Regions from separate parts of the Homo sapiens genome. Here regions 2 and 3 are each linked to region 1. A link is a contact called in ENCODE Hi-C or POLR2A ChIA-PET data. All regions are on one chromosome and are shown on one strand. Each heading gives the region's core, a stretch centred on a gene start or an enhancer-like site at or near the end of the contact. The rest is flanking DNA. Distances are from core to core; before and after follow the strand shown.

The links. Hi-C counts contacts between places; a loop is a spot of excess contacts on that map. ChIA-PET counts read pairs that join two places held with the same protein, here RNA polymerase II (POLR2A). Pooled maps may share reads with other maps.
Region 2: a loop to region 1 is called in a map of heart right ventricle, with 2.2 times the contacts of the local background. The contact joins two enhancer-like sites. A Hi-C loop is called at or near these places in 5 of 168 maps with a recorded cell type or tissue (GM23248, chondrocyte, heart right ventricle and 1 more) and 1 of 37 single-sample maps with no recorded cell type. POLR2A ChIA-PET finds 5 or more read pairs at or near these places in 1 of 52 experiments (Panc1).
Region 3: a map of aorta shows a loop between it and region 1 (2.6-fold over the local background). The contact joins the promoter of VSX1 here to the enhancer-like site in region 1. A Hi-C loop is called at or near these places in 4 of 168 maps with a recorded cell type or tissue (A673, aorta, gastrocnemius medialis and 1 more) and 4 of 50 pooled maps.

What each region holds. Positions count from the first base shown.
Region 1 is chr20:25,115,036-25,118,880 of GRCh38, reverse strand. No RefSeq gene overlaps it. Among named protein-coding and RNA genes, the nearest start is that of VSX1, 35 kb to the right of the region's middle. Within about 2 kb of position 1,665, at least 2 of the 41 ENCODE cell types and tissues checked have a DNase peak (open chromatin) inside an H3K27ac peak, as active enhancers do; they include gastrocnemius medialis, where a contact is called at or near this core.
Region 2 is chr20:25,176,923-25,180,767 of GRCh38, reverse strand. No RefSeq gene overlaps it. Among named protein-coding and RNA genes, the nearest start is that of ENTPD6, 17 kb to the left of the region's middle. Within about 2 kb of position 1,632, at least 15 of the 41 ENCODE cell types and tissues checked have a DNase peak (open chromatin) inside an H3K27ac peak, as active enhancers do.
Region 3 is chr20:25,080,300-25,084,144 of GRCh38, reverse strand. It overlaps VSX1 (visual system homeobox 1), which reads left to right and starts at 2,004. Exons shown (of 5, transcript NM_014588.6): 1 at 2,004-2,472. The coding sequence starts at 2,049. RefSeq lists enhancers at 1-117, 118-722, 1,486-2,015.

The sequences.
Region 1 (3,845 bases), core at 416-2,915:
TGAGAGTCTGTGTGTGCACGTGAGTGTGTGAGAGTCTGTGTGCATGAGAGTCTGTGCACGTGAGAGTGTGTCTGTGTGTGCACGTGACAGTGTGTGCATGTGAGAGTGTGTGCGCACATGTGACTGTGTGTGCATGTGAGAGTCTGTGTGTGCACATGAGAGTCTGTGTGCATGTGAGAGTGTGTGTGCATGAGAGTCTGTGTGTGCACGTGAGAGTGTGTGTGCATGTGAGAGTGTGTGTATGCATGTGAGAGTGTGTGTGCATGTGAGAGTGTGTGTGCATGTGAGTGTGTGTGCGCATGTGAGTCTGTGTGTGCATGTGACTGTGTGTGCATGTGAGTGTGTGTGCATGTGAGAGTCTGTGTGTGCATGTGAGAGTCTGTGTGTGCATGTGACTGTGTGTGCATGTGAGAGTGTGTGTGTGCATGTGAGAGTGTGTGTGCATGTGAGTGTGTGTGCGTGAGAGTGTATGTGTGCATGAGAGTCTGTATGAGTGCATGTGAGGATGTGCACGTGAGTGTGGTGGGGGCACTTGCTGACCTGTGGGTTTTCCTGCAGGTCATTAGGCACCAGGCTAGTGACCTAGGCCTGAGTGATCTCACATTTTTCTGTCATAATCACTCCTTTCTGTCTGGTGCCTTAGTCCTGCCCCCACTGCTGGATGTCTCCACCTTGGAAATGTATCTAAGTCATTTCTCCAGAGAAGACACTCCCACTTCCCGACGGCTGGGGGAGGATGGTTCTGGGGCCACTGGAGCCCTGACAGTGTCTTCTAGGCATCTGCTTGTTTCCCCTGCAGACTTTCCCTCTTAGCTCCAGCCTCATCCTGCTTTCCCTGGTACTTGGGGAGTCCAATTCCTGAGCCTTTCTGGGTTTCTGTGGCACACGATGACCCACATTTTAGTGGTGTCCCCTCCTCAGGAACTTGGGCCTTTTCTGTTCACGCTCTTTCCATCTTTGTTGACCTTCCTTGTCTACTGTTTCCTTTGCCTTTTTCTCCCCTCCCGTTTTCTTTGTCTCTGTGCATTTGTATACTTTTCCCTTTTGCTTTTATTTTGGTAGTACTTGGGGAAGCAATGAAAACAAAAACTGCTGCTCAATTTGCCACGTTTAACCAGTGCCCCATAATTATTAAGGGTCCTGCCGTAACCAATCAAGAGAATTTATCATCATTTATTTACCTGTAAAAGGATTTTCAAGTTGTTCTCAGTGTTTTGTTATGATAGCAAGTGCTTCAATAAATCTCCATCTAAATAGAGCTTTTTATTTCTGATAAATTGTATTCTTGGGCTGAATTCCCAGGAGGAGACTATGACTCCAGCAACTTCATGAGCTTTTTTCTTTATTTCTTTCCTTCCTTGTAGCCGCCCCAAGCTGAGGATGTGTTCCTGCCAGCCTTTATTATCACTTAGCAGTGATGGTACTATTTGTCCCCCAGTGTCCTCGGGGATGGGCCGAGGAGGGAGCAGGGCAGGGTTGGCACAAGGGCTCACTGCTGGAGAAGGCCAACAATGTGCAGAAAATGTGGATTTTGTGACAAGCGTGACACAGTGGCTGCAGAAAGAAAGGAACAGGTTGTGTGGGTGAGGACGGGCCTCTGCAGTGACATTCAATCACTGGACATTAACAGGGGACATCTGTCACTGCCACTCAGTGAGGAGGCCAGGCTTGCAGCCCGGGATGACAATATGTTCTGGGGCTCATGATCACGTGAAAAATACCACTTTTGCAGAGGGTCCTTCCAGCGTTTGTGACAAATCCTTCTATTTTTATTACAGAAATCCCGGGCAAATCCTTCAGTCAGGGGACTTTCTATTAACACGCAGCTGGTAAGTGAAAAATAAAACAACCAAGAGAAAACCCACACCAGATCCCAAATAATCACATGCTGGCCCTGTGAGCACAGGGCAGCCAGGCAGATGAGAGCACAGCCCTCAGAGGTCCCTGCGACACGCGTTTGAATGGCACAGCAGAGACCATAGCCCCTCCGCCCACCCCTTTCCTGGAGCTGCGCTTCCCTTCCCTGTCTTGTGCTTCCTCCTTTTCTCTCAAGAAGGAGATTTTATCACATACTGGCTGCTCAGTCAGCACCTGGGGCACCCTGGAAAGACCCACCCCTTGTCTTGTCCTCCACCTGTGGCAGCTGCAAGCCGGTGGGCCAGGAGAATATTTTAAATGCAGGATAGCTTTTCCCTGCCTCCCTTTTTGCTTTTCTGAGGTTTTTCATTGGTTAACATGTTTGGATATTTTCTCCAAAATAGCAGTAACTATTTTTCCATGAAGTTCATCTTGTTTCTAAGGGCAGGTTTATTGAGGTATAATTGAAAAGCAATAAAGTTCACCCTTTTAAATGTACAGTTCTACGTGTTACAGCCATATAAATGCCAGTCTTGGAGGTTGACTAAGCCAAATGACCACTTGGCTTAGGTGGTCTCCTGGAAGCAGATCCTAAGGCAGGGATTTGGTGCTTGTGTGTTATTGAGGAGAAGGGAGTGAGCAAAGCTGGATAGGAGAGTGGAAGGAACCGAGCAAGGATGTGAGGGATGAATTGTCCACAGCAAGTCCTGCCTTGAGGAAGGGGCACAGCGGAGGACCCATCGGGTCAGCTGAGGGTGAGTGGAGGAAGCTGGGCCTCCAGGCATTTTGGAGCCAGGTGGTTCTGCCAGCCTCGGGCAGTTCTCCAGGGAAGGATGCCCAGTGAGCCTGTAGCTGCCAAGTCTCACAGCATCAGGGGTGTGTGTGTGTGTGTGTGTGTGTGTGTGTGTGTGTGTGTGGCAGCACCAGCCAGTAAAAGGCAAAGGCATCTGGTCAGGCACTGATCCTACAACCAAACTTTCTTAGCATATTTAACTTGCACAAAAACCACCCGAGGAAACCCCAGGCTGCTAGGAAGCCAGCTCTGCCTCCCCAGCCTTCCCAGCCACAGGAATGAGCTTGCTGAGGGCCCAGCCCCGGGGCCGGGAGTCTGCTGCAAAGGATATGAAAAATTCTCACCATTACTTCTGCATGTGAAAAGAATATGCGTGTTGGAAATAACTTCCTAACTTACATATTTTTAAACATTTGTTTAGACTTATAGGAGAAATATTTTTACTGACTTTTGCATAAAGTGTACTGGAGGAAATTCATAAAACATAAGATGTAAAAAAGAATTTTAGAACTTGGAATTAGCTGGGCATAGTGGTGGGCGCCTGTAATCCCAGTTACTCGGGAGGCTGAGGCAGGAGAATTGCTTGAACCGGGGAGGCAGAGGTTGCAGTGAGCCAAGATTGTGCCACAGCATTCTAGCCTGGGCGACAGAGTGAGACTCTGTTTCAAAAACAAACAAAAAACACAAAAAACTTGGGCACAAGCATCCTGTTATAAGTCAGGAGCCATTTCTACCCAGTTTCTCTCAGGAAGTGCCCTGTGGAATGTACTGTAAATAAAGCACTTAGCAATCATTAACGCTCATGCTGTAAGCCTGGATTACACTGCAGTTCCAAACACATACTGTATACATGGGCGGGATCAACATCTTCCTAAAGCATAATCTAGGAATCAAGTCCCTGAATTTGAGAAAACCGGCTTCATTTGAGCAGGATTAATTCCTCCCACTTGCATCAGGAGAGGCTGTGCTAAATCTGTCAGAAGCATAACTATAAAGTCAATTCCTATGTATATGTGTATATAGCTGTATCTGTCTTTCTGTCCATCTGTCATGCATTTTAAGGCACTTTAAGGTGACACACAAAATGGAAATAGATTGACTTATATTCATTTTTGTTCAGAGCTGCCAGAAACATTTCTGAAATGTACATTTTTCCAATTTTACCTCATTTTAGTTTCATTGTTTTGTTCCTTAA
Region 2 (3,845 bases), core at 383-2,882, 62 kb before region 1:
AGGGTAACTAGGATATACATCACCTCAAACATTTAAGGACAGTTTTTGAAGAGAGAGTATGTCACAGTACGAGTTAGGAAGCACCTGTGCCATGGTCGTGTCCCCTTTCTCATAAGTAATTATTCACAGCTTCTTTCCTTCTATTCTGTTTACTCTAGTAACTGGGGTACTTCTTAGTGTGAGTACAAAGGGAGGTGGAGGTCAGGACCAACATGTACATACAGGTATGTCCTCAGTGTCTGCGTCTCAGGTAGCACTTTTCCAAAATGACATTCAAATAATTGTGAGGTTAAAATTCTATAATTTTTTTTTTGTTTCTTGGATTTTAAATCCTACATTTGGCCTACTATGAAGTTCATGACCATAAATGGAACTTGTATGTCCTAGAGATTAGCAAGTTAGTGGTTTCTTTAAGTCAAAAAAATAACCAGTATTTTTTTAGATTGCTAATAAACTTTAAAAAAAGATTAAAAAAGAAACATTTTTAAATTTTTGAATTAATTTCTAAATTTACCTTTTAATCAGTGAATTCTCACTTGATTGAGCTGTGGGCCAGGGAGTGTCATCTCTGATATCCACTCTGTGGAGGTTGTTGACATGAGCTTTGTATCCCTCTTTGTAACTTTTTGCAAGTTTTCCATGGTACTGGAGAAGAATGTGTGTGCTGCACCTGCTGGGTGAATAAAATGTCCCTTATATGCTGCTTGTGAAGTGTCATATTAATTAGGATAAGGCTGAAGTGCCCAAATAAAGAGGCCCAATGCAGGTCTGAAGCCCATGCATGCGATTGCTCCCCACGGCACTGACTCACGGCAGCAGGGCTGGGTGGGTGCCGCTCCACGTGGCCGGCCAGCCTAAGACCCAGGCCGTGGGCTCGGCCACCTTCACCATGCGGTGTCCCGGGCAGTCCTCTGAGCATCTCTGCTCCAGGAGGGTGGGAGCGTGTCTTCCTCACTGTTTTTCCTCCAAACAGTGCCCCCCTCACAGGAAGCATTCAGTAAGTATTTGTTAAGAACACTAATCAATGAATGAAGAAAAGATGGCCCCTTAGTCATCATAGCGTCAACATTTAATAAATGTTTTTTTAAGTTAAAAATTTTTTTCAATTAGCAGGACATTGTATGCCTCAAAATTTAAAAGATACAAAATAACGTCATCACCATCGTCATCACCATGATTTTGGTAGATTTCTCAGCCTGCCAGTTCCCTTTCCTGGAGGCATCTGCTGTTAACAGCTTATTTGTGTTCTCCAGATATACTTCATAAATGCACAAGCATACGTGCATATGTGCAGACTGGTTTCCAAAATGTTTTCCTATCACAATAAAATGTTTCAACTTCAACCTTGTTTATACAATTTCTGAATCCACGTGGAGAATGTATTTGGTGTCATTTGTTGAGAGGACATTAGGCGGCAGTATAGTATCACAAGGAGGAGGCTGGGGCTGTCTACACATTTTTTTTTTGGCCTGGCACCATGGCTCACGCCTGTAATCCCAGAAGTTTGGGAGGTCAAGGAGGAGGTTCACATGAGCCTAGGATTTCAAGACCGGCTGGGCAACATAGCAAGACCTCTAGCTACTGGAGAGGCTGAGGCTGGAGAAGCTGCAATGAGCTGTGATTGCACCACTGCACTCCAAAGGAAGAGAGAGGTGTTGTGTGGCTATTACATATCTTGCCATATATTTCCAAGTTTTTCTATTACAAATGATGACTCAATGCCTTGAGTCATAAGTCATAATGCTTTGAGCCTGAGGCAGGAGGGTGCTGGAGTGTTTATACACTGGGTCCTGTCAGTTATTGTTGAGTGCTATTCCCTCTGCATATCTGACCTGCTGCACACTCAAGTTCTTGAAAGAGCCTTCGGGCCCAGAGATGAGATACAGGCAGTTGGAGCTGACTGGAGTTGGTGCTGGAAAGCTAGGGTCTGAGGGCCACTGGGGGAGGGTCACTGACACCCTAACTCATGGAATCTTAGAGTTTTGGAGCAGAAAGGGAGCTCAGAGCATACTAGTCTACTCCCTCCCTTCTCTCATGGAGCTGGGATGTGTTTCCCTGAGCACTGCATTCCCATCGTGAAGAGGAGGCTCAGACAGGAAAACATTTTGCAGCTCGCATTTTCCTCACAAGTTCTGTCAAAAGTGAGAGACTGTGCCTTGACATAGTGCATTTTTAAGGTAAGTTTGGAAGCCTCTCACTTATGAATTAAATACAGAAAAGTCATTATTATATATATATATATTTTTTTTTTTTCTTTTTTCTTTTTTTTTCTTTTCCCTCAGAGATCGGGTCTTGCTCTGTTGCCCAGGTTGGAGTGTAATGGTGCCATCATGGCTGAATGCCTTGAACATATCTTGTCTTCTCACCTTTTCAGGCAAGCCCACACTCATCTCAAAGAAAATGCATTGAAGGTCACGTTAAACAGGGTCTTTCTGCTCTTACTACTTCTCCGTGTCATTTGTCTTTTTTCCACACACATTCCTTTTCCTCCTCTGCATTCCTGCGGTTGTTCTCATTTCACCAGTTGGCACAGAGCACCCCATCCTGTCCTTATCTGTGGGGAGCCCTCCAGCCACTCCTGCTGGAATGGGCACATTCTACAAAGGCCTGGGTCTGGGCCTCAGGTCCCTTTGCTTCCCTGTGCTTGGCACAGTGACTGGCAAATCCAGATCTCATTCAGTGTTGGATAAACAAACTTGCCTGCCAATATTTTAGACCTCCTAGGTGTTACAAATATGCAATGGCCCCAGGAATCAAGCATCTGTCTGCTGAGCAGTTAAGCAACAAGACTATCTATAATCATAGACTGTGTGGGGCAGACAGCAATTGCTCCAGAGTTTAATAACTACAGTTATTAACTGGGCCTGGCCCTCTCCCTCTGGAGAGTCCGTCTTCTTCCTAGGCTCCTACACTCCCCTACACAGCCACAGTCCCCTCATCAAAACCAGAAATTTAGCACTGACACAACACAGCCATCCAATCGATGCATCCAAAGTTTCACTGACTGTACCAGTCCTGTCTTTCAGAGCAAAAACAAAACAGAACCAAAAATTTCTTTCCTTTTCCCCCATCCTTTCTGCCCCAGGACTGCCTTCTGGATCCCACGCTGCATTTAGTTGTCTACAACGTGGAAGAGTTCCTCGGGTTTTCTGTATATGTCACGGCCTTGCCATTTTTGAAGAGTACGAGCCAGTTACTTTGTAGAATTCCTCTCAGTTTGAGTCTGTTTGATGTTTATTCATGATTAAATTCAGATTATACATTTTCGGTGGTAATGCCACAGAAGTAATGCATCTTGTCAGGAGGCCTGTGATGTCAATATGTCTCCTTGTTGGTGATGTTAACTTTGATCACTTAGTTAAGACAGTGTCTGCCAGGTTTCTTGACTTTGGTAACTGCACTATTTAAATCAATTCCTGAGATAATTATTATTATCTTCATTTTACAGATGAGAAGACTGAGGCACAAAAGACTTGCCAGGGCTGGACACGGTGTCTCATGCCTGTAATTCCAGCACTTTGGGAGGCCGAGGCAAGCAGATCGCCTGAGCTCAGGAGTTTGATACTAGTCTGGACAACACGGTGAAACCCTTTCTCTACCAAAAATATAAAAAATTAGCTAGGTGTGGTGGTGCTACGTGGGAGGCTGAGGTCCCTGCTACTTGGGAGGCTGAGGTGGGAGGATTGCTTAAGCCTTGGAAGTCGAGGCTGCAGTGAGCCGAGATCGCACAACTATACTTTAGCCTGGGTGACAAAGTGAGACCGTCTCAAAAAAAAAAAAAAAAAAAAAAAAAGACTTGCTGAAAGTCATACTCACAAGCCAGGATCCTAACCCAGTGGGCCTGG
Region 3 (3,845 bases), core at 755-3,254, 35 kb after region 1:
TTGCTCTCACCTGCAAAATGAGTTTAAGACGATCCTTCCCGAGGCGCCGCGGTCACTATAGAGAGTGTCTGAGGCTGGGCTCCTACCGCCTGGCCTTTTGGTGTCTTTGGATCACTGGCTATCTACTCGGGGTCTGTCACTCCCGTGATCGCCTACCTTCCAGGGAGACCTAGGGGAGGGAGACCCCAAGACCTGTCCCAGGTGAGGCCACTTGGTCGGCACCCGGGGCTGCAGGCACGGCGCCCGCGTCCGCCCTCGCCCCTTAGGCTTTCCATTCGCGGGCGACCCCGGTCGGGCCACCTTAGAATCGACTACCCTGCCTGCCTGACTGGTCTCGGGCTACAAACTGTGTGGAAGCGTAGGTATCTCACTTAACTGCTACCCCAAATTCGGATTTACAAACGACTACGCAGTCCCGAATGCCCAACGCCTTCCCTAAACCCAGAGATAAATCTGGGGGAAAATTCCTCGCGGAGCGGAAAACAACGCCAGCGTCTAAAGCGTTCTGCCCCGAGCTGGAGTGGTTCAAAAGACAATGATCTCAAAAGAAAGTGATTGTTTTGGTAATCCCGGGAACAGCTTGCAAGGGGGAGATTTGGGTCTTCCTTTAGTAACGGAAAGTCAATGCGCAGCCTCCTGTAATTATCCTTATCGGAAGCCCCTTGTTTAATCTGCATGTTTAGCGGAGGCCCCACTCGAACGCGCAGCGAGTGGGAGACCCACTTTGCAGGGCCCAGGCTCGGGCTCCGGTCCCTGCGTGCGCGCAGGCAGCCGCGCCGGGTTCCCGCGGAGCTCAGGCGTTTGCTCCTCCCTCGCTGCGGGACCTCGGACTGTAGGACCCTCAGGGAGTGGGACTGAGGAGATCTGCTTCCGGGGTTCTGGGATTGGGAAGCGGGGGACGCAGGGCTCCGAGCGATGAGGGCTGGTTGGGTTCAAAGCGCGAACCAGTAGTTACTTACCCACGTGCTTGGGGCCAACTTTAGCGAATATCAGAGTTTCACTGATTATTCAAAGAATCAGGCTTTCTTTGAATAATCGTGAAATTGGACAATAAATTGTAAGCCCCGATGAAAAGGTGTGCTTTCCAGTAGACAGACTCTATTTTATTTCAATTTACCTCCCTCCACTCCTCCCCAATTTAGGGTTGCTGGATAAAATACTGATACATACTCCTACAAAAAAAAAAAGCCCTCCTTTTTTATCTGAAATCACATTTCACTGAGCCGACAGTGTTTTGTTGGTTAAACCTGGTACCCTGCCCGTCTCAGCCCCGGGCAGTCCACTCCTCTCTCTGCTTCTCTCCCTTTCCCCAGCTCTTGTGAGTCTGCCACCCCCTACAGTTCAGCCCGTGGAGTGTTGGGGATGGACCTGGGGGTGGATTTGGATGGAGGTAGAATGACCATGGATTAAAGGGATGGAGGTAGGATGACCATGGATTAAATACACGGTTTTCATTCCTTTCCCCTTGGGGATTTTCAGAGAAGGCCTTCTTACAGGAAGGCCTTCGTGGCACCGGCGGCGGAGGTGGAGGGCTGGCTGGGGACATATATGGGGTAGCCATCGGGGTGTGGTTGGGAATGGGGTCCTAGGTCTTAATAGGCAGTTGGGTCGCATCAAAGAAGCTTCAGGGCAGCTGGGAGTGGGGCCTCCACCCAGAGAGTCTGGAAGGAAGGAGAAGGCCACGCCAGGATGTAGAACTTGCGACTTTTCGAGGGACAGGCAGACAGCGGAGTCACTGTCCCTTACCTTCTTTCCTCCCCTCCCTCCTAGAATGGGGGTGGGGTGGGGTGGGGTGGGCTGGACAGAAGAGAGGAGGAGAAGGAGGTGACTGAGGGGACTGCAGCTGGGTGGGCGGTAACCGAGGGGAGGGGAACTGGTGGCGTCCCCATCTCGCGGGGTCCGGAACGGCGACGCGCCCGCGCCCAGCTGATTGGAGCCCTTCAGGCCTCCCGCGCCCGACCGGCAGCCCAATCCTATAAAGCTTCCTCTAAGCTGGGCCCTCCGCAAACGGGATCCAGAGAGGCTCGCGCCTTGCTTGCTAAGGAACCATGACCGGCCGGGACTCGCTTTCCGACGGGCGCACTAGCAGCAGGGCGCTGGTGCCTGGCGGTTCCCCTAGGGGCTCGCGCCCCCGGGGCTTCGCCATCACGGACCTGCTGGGCTTGGAGGCCGAGCTGCCGGCGCCCGCTGGCCCAGGACAGGGATCTGGCTGCGAGGGTCCGGCAGTCGCGCCGTGCCCGGGCCCGGGGCTTGACGGCTCCAGCCTGGCGCGTGGGGCCCTACCGCTGGGACTCGGCCTCCTCTGTGGCTTCGGCACGCAGCCGCCGGCGGCCGCTCGAGCACCCTGCCTGCTCCTAGCGGACGTGCCGTTCCTGCCGCCCAGGGGCCCCGAGCCCGCTGCCCCGCTGGCTCCCAGCCGTCCGCCGCCTGCGCTCGGCCGCCAGAAGCGCAGCGACAGCGTCTCCACGTCCGGTAATCAGGCCCGCGCTTTCCGCTCCTGCCCCTGTCCCCTAGGCTCTGAGCCGCGCAGGGGTCACAGACCATCGCCCCACCGCACCCCTGGCCCCAGCGGCCCAGATCTAGGCGGGGAGCCCAGAGCGAGGCCCCGTCGCGGGAGGGGCATTCGCGGAGCTGCGCCGCCTGCCCCTTGCTGCATCCTAAATCCCTGCCTCTCATCCGGGGTCCTGTTCCCTCAGCGATGTGAGACCGCCACCACCTGGTTCCGGGTGGAACCTTTTGATGAGACCCTGGGGTCTTCAACAACCATCTCCAGAGGGCCATTTTTCCCCCCAGCGCCAGGCGCCAGTCTCCGCCTCTGGCAGCTGCGTGGGTCGGGAAGGCCCGGGCCTGTGGTGGTCACCAGCAGCACCGAACAAGGTACCAGGTGGAAACGCGGGCGGAAATGATCGAATGATTGACGGGTCCTGGAAGAGTACGGGGCCTCGAGCCCTGGAACTGTCCGCCCCTTGGGGTGCTGAAAAGGGAGTCCCGGGTACCGCGCTCCTCTGCCGGCGCAGCGTCCTCCCAGTCCCCTGTGCAGGAGAAAGAAGCAACCTTGGGGATTCATTGTAGTTACGCCTAGAGATGTGTTCCTGGCCTACCCATTTCCCCAAAGAAATCCAGACGGGTCGCGGGGAAAGAGAAGGAAGCAATGAAATTCTATAAAGGACAAGGGCTAAGGAAACGAGTGGTTTTGGGTGTGGGAGAGAAAAGAAAGAATTACACAAGAAAGGATGGTATGTGGTAGAATCTAGAGCTGAGCATCCAGGCAGCCAAGGCAAAAAGAGTAGACTGGGTCTTCTGATACTAAAAGGAAGCATGTCAGATCAATAGGCAGGCAGGTTTTTGCTCCACTCTAAAAGGACTTTATTTCATGAGCTCTACGTAAGATAAAATGAAACTCCCTATTAGTGTCACTAAAAATGCAAAACTGTTTTCATGGGATGGGTTCTTTCTTACAAAACCAAAGGCAGCTAAATCCAACTCTGCCAGCATTTCTGAAAGTCTGGAGCAGAGCTGTCCAAGAAAAATGAAATGTGATTTCATGTTTGACGGAAATTTCTCACAGTCACATTAAAAGTGAAATGAATCTAAATACTATATTTTAACCCAACAATGATAGCAAATATTATCATTTTACACATAATCAATACAAAAATATTTTACTTTTTAGGAGCACTAAGTCTTCTAACTCCATTAAGTGATTTATGTTTACAGCATGTCTTGATCTTACTGGCCACATTTCATGTGCTTAATAACCTTATGTGTCTCATGTCTCATCAGGTTGGACAGCCCAATACAGAATGTTTTAATCCAAGCCAGGTTTCTGGTGAACTAATTGATGG